Regions from separate parts of the Mus musculus genome. Here region 1 is linked to region 2. The links are chromatin loops, found by intact Hi-C in ENCODE. Cell type or tissue: left cerebral cortex. All regions are shown on one strand.

Evidence for each region. A loop is a pair of places that touch in the nucleus more often than their neighbours do. Peaks named below come from ENCODE experiments on the same cell type or tissue, not always from the same donor. Only the 100,000 strongest peaks of a DNase experiment are listed, where the experiment ranks them.
Region 1: it touches region 2 in a loop (2.9-fold over the local background); 24 of 42 quality-filtered maps call a loop at or near these places.

Annotation. Positions count from the first base shown.
Region 1 is chr11:70,430,575-70,434,574 of GRCm38, forward strand. Arrb2 (arrestin, beta 2) reads left to right here and starts at 2,006. Exons shown (of 15, transcript NM_145429.5): 1 at 2,006-2,179. The coding sequence starts at 2,157. In left cerebral cortex, a CTCF peak has its summit at 1,543 (motif pointing right); DNase peaks (open chromatin) are centred at 1,207, 1,858, 2,458, 2,803 and 2 more places; H3K4me3 peaks cover 2,183 bases; H3K27ac peaks cover 1,873 bases.
Region 2 is chr11:70,504,157-70,508,156 of GRCm38, forward strand. It overlaps Tm4sf5 (transmembrane 4 superfamily member 5), which reads left to right and starts at 1,118. Exons shown (of 5, transcript NM_029360.3): 1 at 1,118-1,348. The coding sequence starts at 1,175. In left cerebral cortex, a CTCF peak has its summit at 2,465 (motif pointing left); a DNase peak (open chromatin) is centred at 2,437.

The DNA of each region.
Region 1 (4,000 bases), 74 kb before region 2:
CCCCCAAATTCCACTTTAGCTATAGACTGCCTTACCTCTGAACATGATCTTTAGCAAGGGTCAAATCTGAATAAATTCATGAGTCAAAAAGCTTACTGTTAAGAACTCGAGTACATTTAAGCTGACTGTGTTGCTTCAGGAGGCAGAGGCAGGGGGACCCCTGTGAGTTCCAGGCCACCCAGGGCTATAGAGTGAGACCTTGTCTCAAAGAATCATATTGGGGCTGAAGAGATGGCTCAGTGGTTAAGAGCACTTTTTGTTCTCACAGAGGATCTGGGTTCACTTTCTAGCACCCACGTGGAGGTTTATAACTGCCTGTAACTCTAGTTCCAGGGGATCTGATACCTCCATAGGCACTGTGCACACAAATGGTGATGACCATGCTTACATGCAGGCTAGCACTCAGACACATAAAGTGTAACACATTGTAACAATGAAAGAGCAGACTTAAAATGTGACAATAGAACGGGGGAGGGGTAAGCAGGTGTTAAACAAGGTCTATGTTTAAAAATTAAAGATGATCTGAGATTTTTTTTTCTCGTGTACATTGTTTTTCAAATGGAGAAAAGTGGAGAGAGAGGCATGAAGGTATTCCACTGAGGGGAAATGGGTAAGAGTAGAAGGAAGAGACCGAAGAGGAGAAAAACCTGTCTCTGTCAGTCACCCTTTTCACCCTCTGCCAAACCCAGTCAATGTTGCCCCAGCAACGAACCTCTAATATGGCCCCTCTGTTCCCCCTCCACTCCCTGTTCATCGTTTTCCCTTGACTAGCTTATCTTCTAGCGGTCTTGCTATGCTCTGTGTTACCGGAAAAGAGAAATCCCATCTCGACATTCCTCTGGTGAAAAACAAAATCCAATCAAATCATTGCTGGGCTGCGATTAAAGACAGAGCTTAGTGGTGAGTCCTTACCAAGCATGCGTGAGGCCTTAGCAGAAAATTACATTACATTAAATTAGATAAACACTACAGATCCTCAGGCTCTTTCTTTCACCTGCTATACAAAGCCTTCCGCAGTCTCTTCCTTCCACAGTCTGCAGCTCTCTGCCTCCTGCCATCTAACCCACAAGCACTCGTCTATAAAGAATGTCCTTTCCCCACTTCTGCCCATCCTTCAGAATGTCTGTCCTCAAATTTCCCATCCAATGGAGTGAGTGACTGCACTCCCTCCTCCCCCACGCTGGCCAAGCAAAGGCTTTTGGGCTTTTAGTTGCTTGATGTTCTGAGTCATACCTCTATTATAGCATTCCTGGGAGCATAATATAATACCTGTTCCTATGTCTCAAAGATCCCAGGAAAGTTAGGCCATGATAATTCATGTTTGGTCCCGATGGCTTGGCACAATGACTAACACGAAATGGAGAGGGAGGGAAGGATGAAGAAAATAAGAGATGGATGGAGTGGGTGAATGATAGCTAGGATAGACAGTCGAGATGACAAGGTCTGAAAAATGTTTTAATGTTTGACCCTGCACAAAAAAAAAAAAAAAAAAAAAAAAAAAAAAAAAAATCAAAGACGATACACCAGGGGGAGCTGAAGACCACAAGAACGCGGGAAAGGCAGGCCAAACGAGGCTGCAAGCTCAGGGATGAGCAGCGCGTCCCAAAGCAAGCATCATCACGCAACTGATACGGTGCATCCACGTGGGCAGCCCTTGGCCCTCAGAACTAGACAGCACTTGAGCTCATTCCCACCGCCCCCTCGATCCCGTCCCTCCTCCACTACAGTGAAAGCAAACAAAGGGGAGGTATCCCTGCAGGGCTACGGATACCAACGGCCAATCAGCTGCTTCTAATCTCCTCGAAGGCGGCCGCCTGCTTTTAAAGGGGCCCAATCTAGTTCTAAAAGCTTGAGGAGGGGCGGGGAGATCGGGAGTAGGGACGGCGCGGGGAGGCTTCCCCGAGGGAAACGGAGGGCGGAGGCGTGGGGCGGAGCCAGCTCGAGGAGGGCGGGCTGCGCCGCGGCGCGCGGGATCCGGCTGACGCAGCTGGCCCCGGCTCCCCGAGACCCAGACCGCGAGGGGAGGGGAAGGAGGAGAAAGAGTGAGGACGCGCGTGCGCAGTGGCGCGGGGAGGAGCGGGGACCTGGCAGCAGGCGAGGAGGCTGCGAGCGAGCCGCGAACCCGGCGGGCGGAGGGCGGCGAGCGCGCGCGCACCATGGGAGAAAAACCCGGGACCAGGTAAGGGAGGTGGGGCCGTGCCGCGGGGCATGGGCGGCTGCTCGTGGGGTGTGCCAGGTTGATCCACAGACAAGGACACCGGGGAAGAAACCCCGGGGCCGGACGCCTGGGTCCCTAGAGGGTAGCGGTCCGGGGCCGCAAGCCTTGGTCCTTGAGATATTGGAGTGGAGCGTGCGTGCTAGGGCTCCTGCAAAAAGCAAGACCTGATGGGGATCGGGAAACCCACGCCTGGGTTCTCGCAGAGATGTAGGAGTCGGACTACTGGGTTCTCTGTGCAGGCTGTGATGCAAGGGCGGAGGAAGGAGGAGCAGGTGGCCGGCCCCGAGGGGTTGTGTGCTGGGAGACTGGATGCTGGGAAGGGATTCCCCTAGACTCGTGCCCAACCAATGGAAAGCCTCCTGCCCAATACCCCACAGTCTGATTGCTCCCACCTGTCCCAAGGGCCCGATAGCTCTGCTACCAAACTTCTGCCTTCTAGGTTGCTAGGAGCAACAGCTTCTTCTTGAGAGAGAAGAGTGTGTAGGGACCCTCGCTGAAATTGGACTGTATTCCTCTCCTGGGGGTGGAGGGGAGAGGTAGTATCTCCCCTGGACACACATCCTCTCCCCGGATGTTCTCTGTGCAATCGAAGCTCCTTCCTTCCACTGATACCAGAGTTCTCTTTTTTGGTCTATAGCAAAATCCACTTCCTGTTGTGACCCAACACCCCCAAGAGGACATGGGGTGAATGCTTGAGTTCCAAAGGAGCAAGAGCTAAAGAATAGGTAGGGGCTATGTGCCTCAAGCCGGAGAGGACCAAGAATAAGGGCCTGATTATGAGCAGTGACTTCTGCAAAACATGGGATCAACCCCACCACTCCCACTGCCCTTAGAGTATGAGAAAGTAGGCATCTCAGCATTAAGAAGACCAATATCTGAGAGAGATGTCCACAGGGAAGACTGACCTCCTGGATTTGAGGTTAAACACCCCAGAGAAAGGGGAAGTCACTTACTTGGGGGGAGGCCCCCAAATTTCCGTTGTGTACTTCAGGGAGGGGGTAGATGGTCCAGAGAAAGACTGCTGACTTGGCATAATTCCCTACCATCTCATCAAATTCTGGGCCACAGGAAATGGAGAGAATGGCAGGAAGTGCTAAGAGGCATCTGCTTTAGCTGCACCCCCCCCCCCAAGCTGGGTACCTCCCTGGTCATTCCCTTACTCTGCCTCCTTGGCCAGCCTCAGTATGTGCCCACTGCCCGCTCCCTAACCAGGCAAGAGGTGGCTGGGGAAGATGTAGAGAGCAGATGCTCTGTAGTTACCCCAGGGCAATTGCCTGAGACACACTGGTTATGGCTGTCACAGGCTCTGTCAGGGCTCCCATTGGGGGAAAATACAGGGCAGGAAGAAACCAGAGGTAGAAGAGCTAGCCAGCCTAGGTGATGTCTGAGCTGTCAGCCCTAATTGGGACAGAAATTAGAGTGATTGTTCTAACTGCCACCATGTCCCAATGTGCCTTATTACTTGGGGATACGTAGGGGCGCCCTATGTATATGCCATATGACCCTAAGTATGACCCTGTGATGTATGGACAGCTTGGCTTTTGGGGAGGAAGAGACAAGTGGTTTTCTGAGCAGACATTTACATGGTGCTTGAAGGGAGGATGGAACACGGGGCATTATTCAGTGTGTTACCTGGGGTCCTTTCCCAGGAATTGCCCCTGGGGCAGCATGCCTCACAGGGGGCAGAATGACACTTGGAAGAATAAGCCACCGAGTAGCCAGAGCCCTGGGGTCACTAGACAGTTTCCTACTAATGCTCCCAGCAGCGGGTGGAGTCTAGGC
Region 2 (4,000 bases):
TGTCTCGAAAAAAAAAAAACAAAAAAACAAAAAAACAAAAAAAAAGGCAAAATGGAGACTGAATACAAAATGGCTGCAGTTATGTTAAAAGGAGCAGGCCTCAACATGGAGAAAAGGGTTTGTTCAACTTACACTTCCAGATCATAGTCCACCATTGGGGGAATCAGGACTGAAACTCAAGCAGGGCTGGAACCTGGAAGCAGAAGCTTATACACAGGCCACAGGGATGCTTACTGGCTTGCTTCTCATGGCTTGCTCAGCCTGCTTTTCGAGACAGGGTTTCTCTGTGTAGCCCTAGATGTCCTGGAACTCACTCTGTAGACCAGGCTGGCCTCAAACTCAGAAATCCGCCTGCCTCTGCATTCCAAGTGCTGGGATTAAAGGCCTGAGCCACCACTGCCCACTGCTTTTTTTTTTTTTTTTTTAAATAGAACCTGGGATCATCAGCCCAGAGGCGGCACAACCCACCAACAGCTGGGCCCTGCCCCACGATCACTAATTGAGACAATGGATCTCATGGAGGTCTTTTCTCAACTCCTTTCTCTGTGATGTCTCTAACTTGTGTCAATGTAACACACAAAACCATCTAGTACACCCAGGTGGATCTCAAACACACTTTTTCTGAATAGCTCAGTTACTGGGGTGAGCCCTGCCTGACTCCACTGTAGTCTTTTTACTTTCTTTACAGAAAAAGACCTCTCCCTGTGGGACAGAAATCATGGGGCCACCGTACATCTGTCCCACACTTCCTCATTGACAAGGCTTTCTAACCCATCGAATCCTTACAACAGCTCTCTGGGCAAGTGGCTTCAGCCAACCTTTTCCACAGATGGTAACAACTGAGACTTCCAGGGGTGATGGGTTCAGTTGAGTCTTCAAGTAGACAAGGAGGGGCTGTACAAAGGTGTACACAGACCAAGGAGGAAGACGCTGACCCCAGTCACCTTCCCTTGTACAATCAGCTCCCGCAGCGCCTACTGCCACACCCCTCTCTTCACCTCTCCAGCTGCAGCCCCTCCACTTCCTCAGGGCCTCTCTCTTATCATTGCGAGTCTACCAGCCACTCCTCTCCTCAGACCTTTGCTCCAAGCCTCCCACCTGTTTAACTCCGGAGCCTGGCACTTCCTTCCCTGCTCACGTTCACTCCGCTCCTGCCTGTTTGGAAGCCTCAGACATGTGTACTGGAAAGTGTGCGCGCTGCCTGGGGCTCTCCCTCATCCCTCTCTCCCTGGTCTGCATCGTGGCCAACGCCCTCCTGCTGGTACCTGATGGGAAGACCACCTGGACGGACGGCAACCTCAGCTTGCAAGTTTGGCTCATGGGTGGCTTCATTGGAGGGGGCCTGATGGTGAGAATGCTGGAGCGCTAGCCAGGGACCTGGGTACCGAGCTAAGGGACCAGGGATGGAACCGAGAAGAAAAGAGGGGAAAGGACTCGTTTGGCTCTGGATGAAATGGCAAGGGTCTGATGGGGATTAGGGGTCTGTCCATCAGCTCACATATAGTGACCATTCTGTAGAGGGTCCTGGAGGAGCCATAGGGTCCTGAGTTGAGTGTCTGAGGAATGTGGGAAAGGAAGGACTTCTCTACTAGGTGGGAGTAAGTTCTCTGTGCCTCTCCTTGCCTCTACTACTGAACATATGCAAAAAACAAAAAACAAAAAAACACCTCATTATGAGGATAAAGGCTAGTTGTGTGGGAAGTTTCAGGGCAGTGTCATAACGGGCAAGGGTGGGTGCCCAGAGCAACCTCTGCAGCCCAGGTTGATATCTCAGATTAGACACTCCACCAGCCAACTCCATGCTTGCTTTCCCTCTCTTCCATAGCTGTTCCTTCTCAGCCTGTCTGCTAGGATCCCCAGTCTGTACTAAGTTAAGTGCTCAGAATACAATTCTGGACCCAGGTTGTCGGTATTTTAGAGTAAATGTCCCAGTCTTCCTGCAGACTAGGGAGAGAAGAGCCAGGTGTGATAGTGCACGCCCTTGGTCCCAGCAATCCAGAAACAGAGGCAATTGAATCTCCGAGGCTAGCCTGGTCTACTGAGGAAGTTTCAGGGCTACACAGAAAAACCCTTACTTGAAAAAGAAAAAAAAAAAAAGTGAGGAAAAGAAAACCACAAATATTCTATCTAGATTTTCCCCATCTTCCAACTCTCTTCCATTTAGAGAACTTTCTTTTTCATTTTTTTACTTTTTGTTTGTTTATTTAGAAACAACATCCTGATAGTATATCAAGCCAGCGGGGAATCATTTTATAACCCAGTCTGAACTTGAAGTCTTCCTGCCTGAACCTTTCACATACATGCCTGACCATTTGGGGGAACTTTTGACTGGTTAACCCAGTGTAGCATGGGATAAAGACAGAGATCGACCTAGCACGGTTTCCCACCTTTAGCACAACTTGCTTGCTGTTGAACTTCTCTGGGAGAAGTTGCACTTTGGTCCCCTCTGCTGGCCACATTGTTATTAGCTGAATGGAGATACCGCTCCCATAGCAACTCCCTTCCCTTGCCCTCTGACATCCTGTTTTCTACTCTGCCTCCTTTTTTTAAAATATAGCAGCATCAGGCCTTTATTTATTTATTTATTTACAGATGGTTGTGAGCCACCATGTGGTTGCTGGGATTTGAACTCCGGACCTTCGGAAGAGCAGTCGGGTGCTCTTACCCACTGAGCCATCTCACCAGCCCCTCTACTCTGCCTCCTGCATGGATTCTGGTGGTATTTTTTTATTGTTTCAGTTTTGCATTTTTTTTTTTTTTGACACAAGATCTCACAGGTGACTGACTTAGAAGTCACTATGTAGACCAGGCTGGCCTTGAGTTCACAGAGATCCACCTGCAGAGGCAGATGTGTGCCACTATCCCCTACACGGTTTTTGTGGTTATTGTTGCTGCTGTTTGTCTTGTTTTGTTTTGTTTTGTTTTGTTTTGTTCCGAGAAGGTTTCACATCATCCTTGCCTTGAGCTCACTGTGCAGCTGAGGGTAGACTTGAACCCAGAAAGCCACTTCCCTCCTAAATGCTGGGACTGCAGCCGTACATCGCTGGCCCAACTTTTTTTTTTTTTTCCTTTTTGGTTTTTAAGACAAGGTCACATGAAACCCAGTATGTCTTGAACTGACTCTGTAACCAAGGATGAGCTTAAAGCCCCAGAATTGTGAGCAAACAAAACCGCACCTGGCTCTCAGCTGTCTGAAGACTACAGGAGAACTGAGAGTTTAAGCCAGCCTATGTAAGAGGCAGCACAGAGACCCTTCCTTTAAAAGAGAAGAGTGGGCTGGAGAGATGGCTCAGCGGTTAAGAGCCCTGACTGCTCTTCCAGAGGTCCTGAGTTTAAATCCTAGCAACCACACGGTGGCTCACAACCGTCCGTAATGAGATCTGATGCCTTCTTCTGGTGTGTCTGAAGACAGCTACAGTGTACTTGTATATAATAACTAATTTGTTTTTAAAAAGGAGAAGAGTGCTAAAGAGATGGCTAGTGGTTAACAGCACATGCAGCTGCCAGATGTGGTGGCTCACACCTTTAATCCCAGGCCAGCTGAGGCTACACAGTGGGACTCTAGCTAAAAAAAAAAAAAAAAAGGAAGGCAATTTTAGTTGTCTGCACAGGTGACATCACTAGAAAGGCAAGAAGGTGGCATGTTGTCCTTAGATCTGTCATGAGGCAGAAAGGAGAGAACATTGAGAAATTGGTTGAACTAAGCAGATCTTTCTCTCAGGTGGCAACTGATGATCGGACTAAAACTTTCAGTCCCTTCCTTGGAGAAGAACAAAATACTGCCTCTCGTCCTGTGCATATTGGCCAACACTTGTTTTTTCTTGAGCAGGTCAGCTGTGGAGGCCAGGCCTAGTGCCATATGCGTATGCCTCCCTGCATGCAGGAGGTCAAAGCAGAAGGATCTGGTGTTCAAATCCTTCCTGGGTGCTAGACAGTGTAAACTGTGTGTGTGTGTGTGTTTGGGGGGGGGGGGCAGGGAAGAAGATAAGAGGAGAGGAAA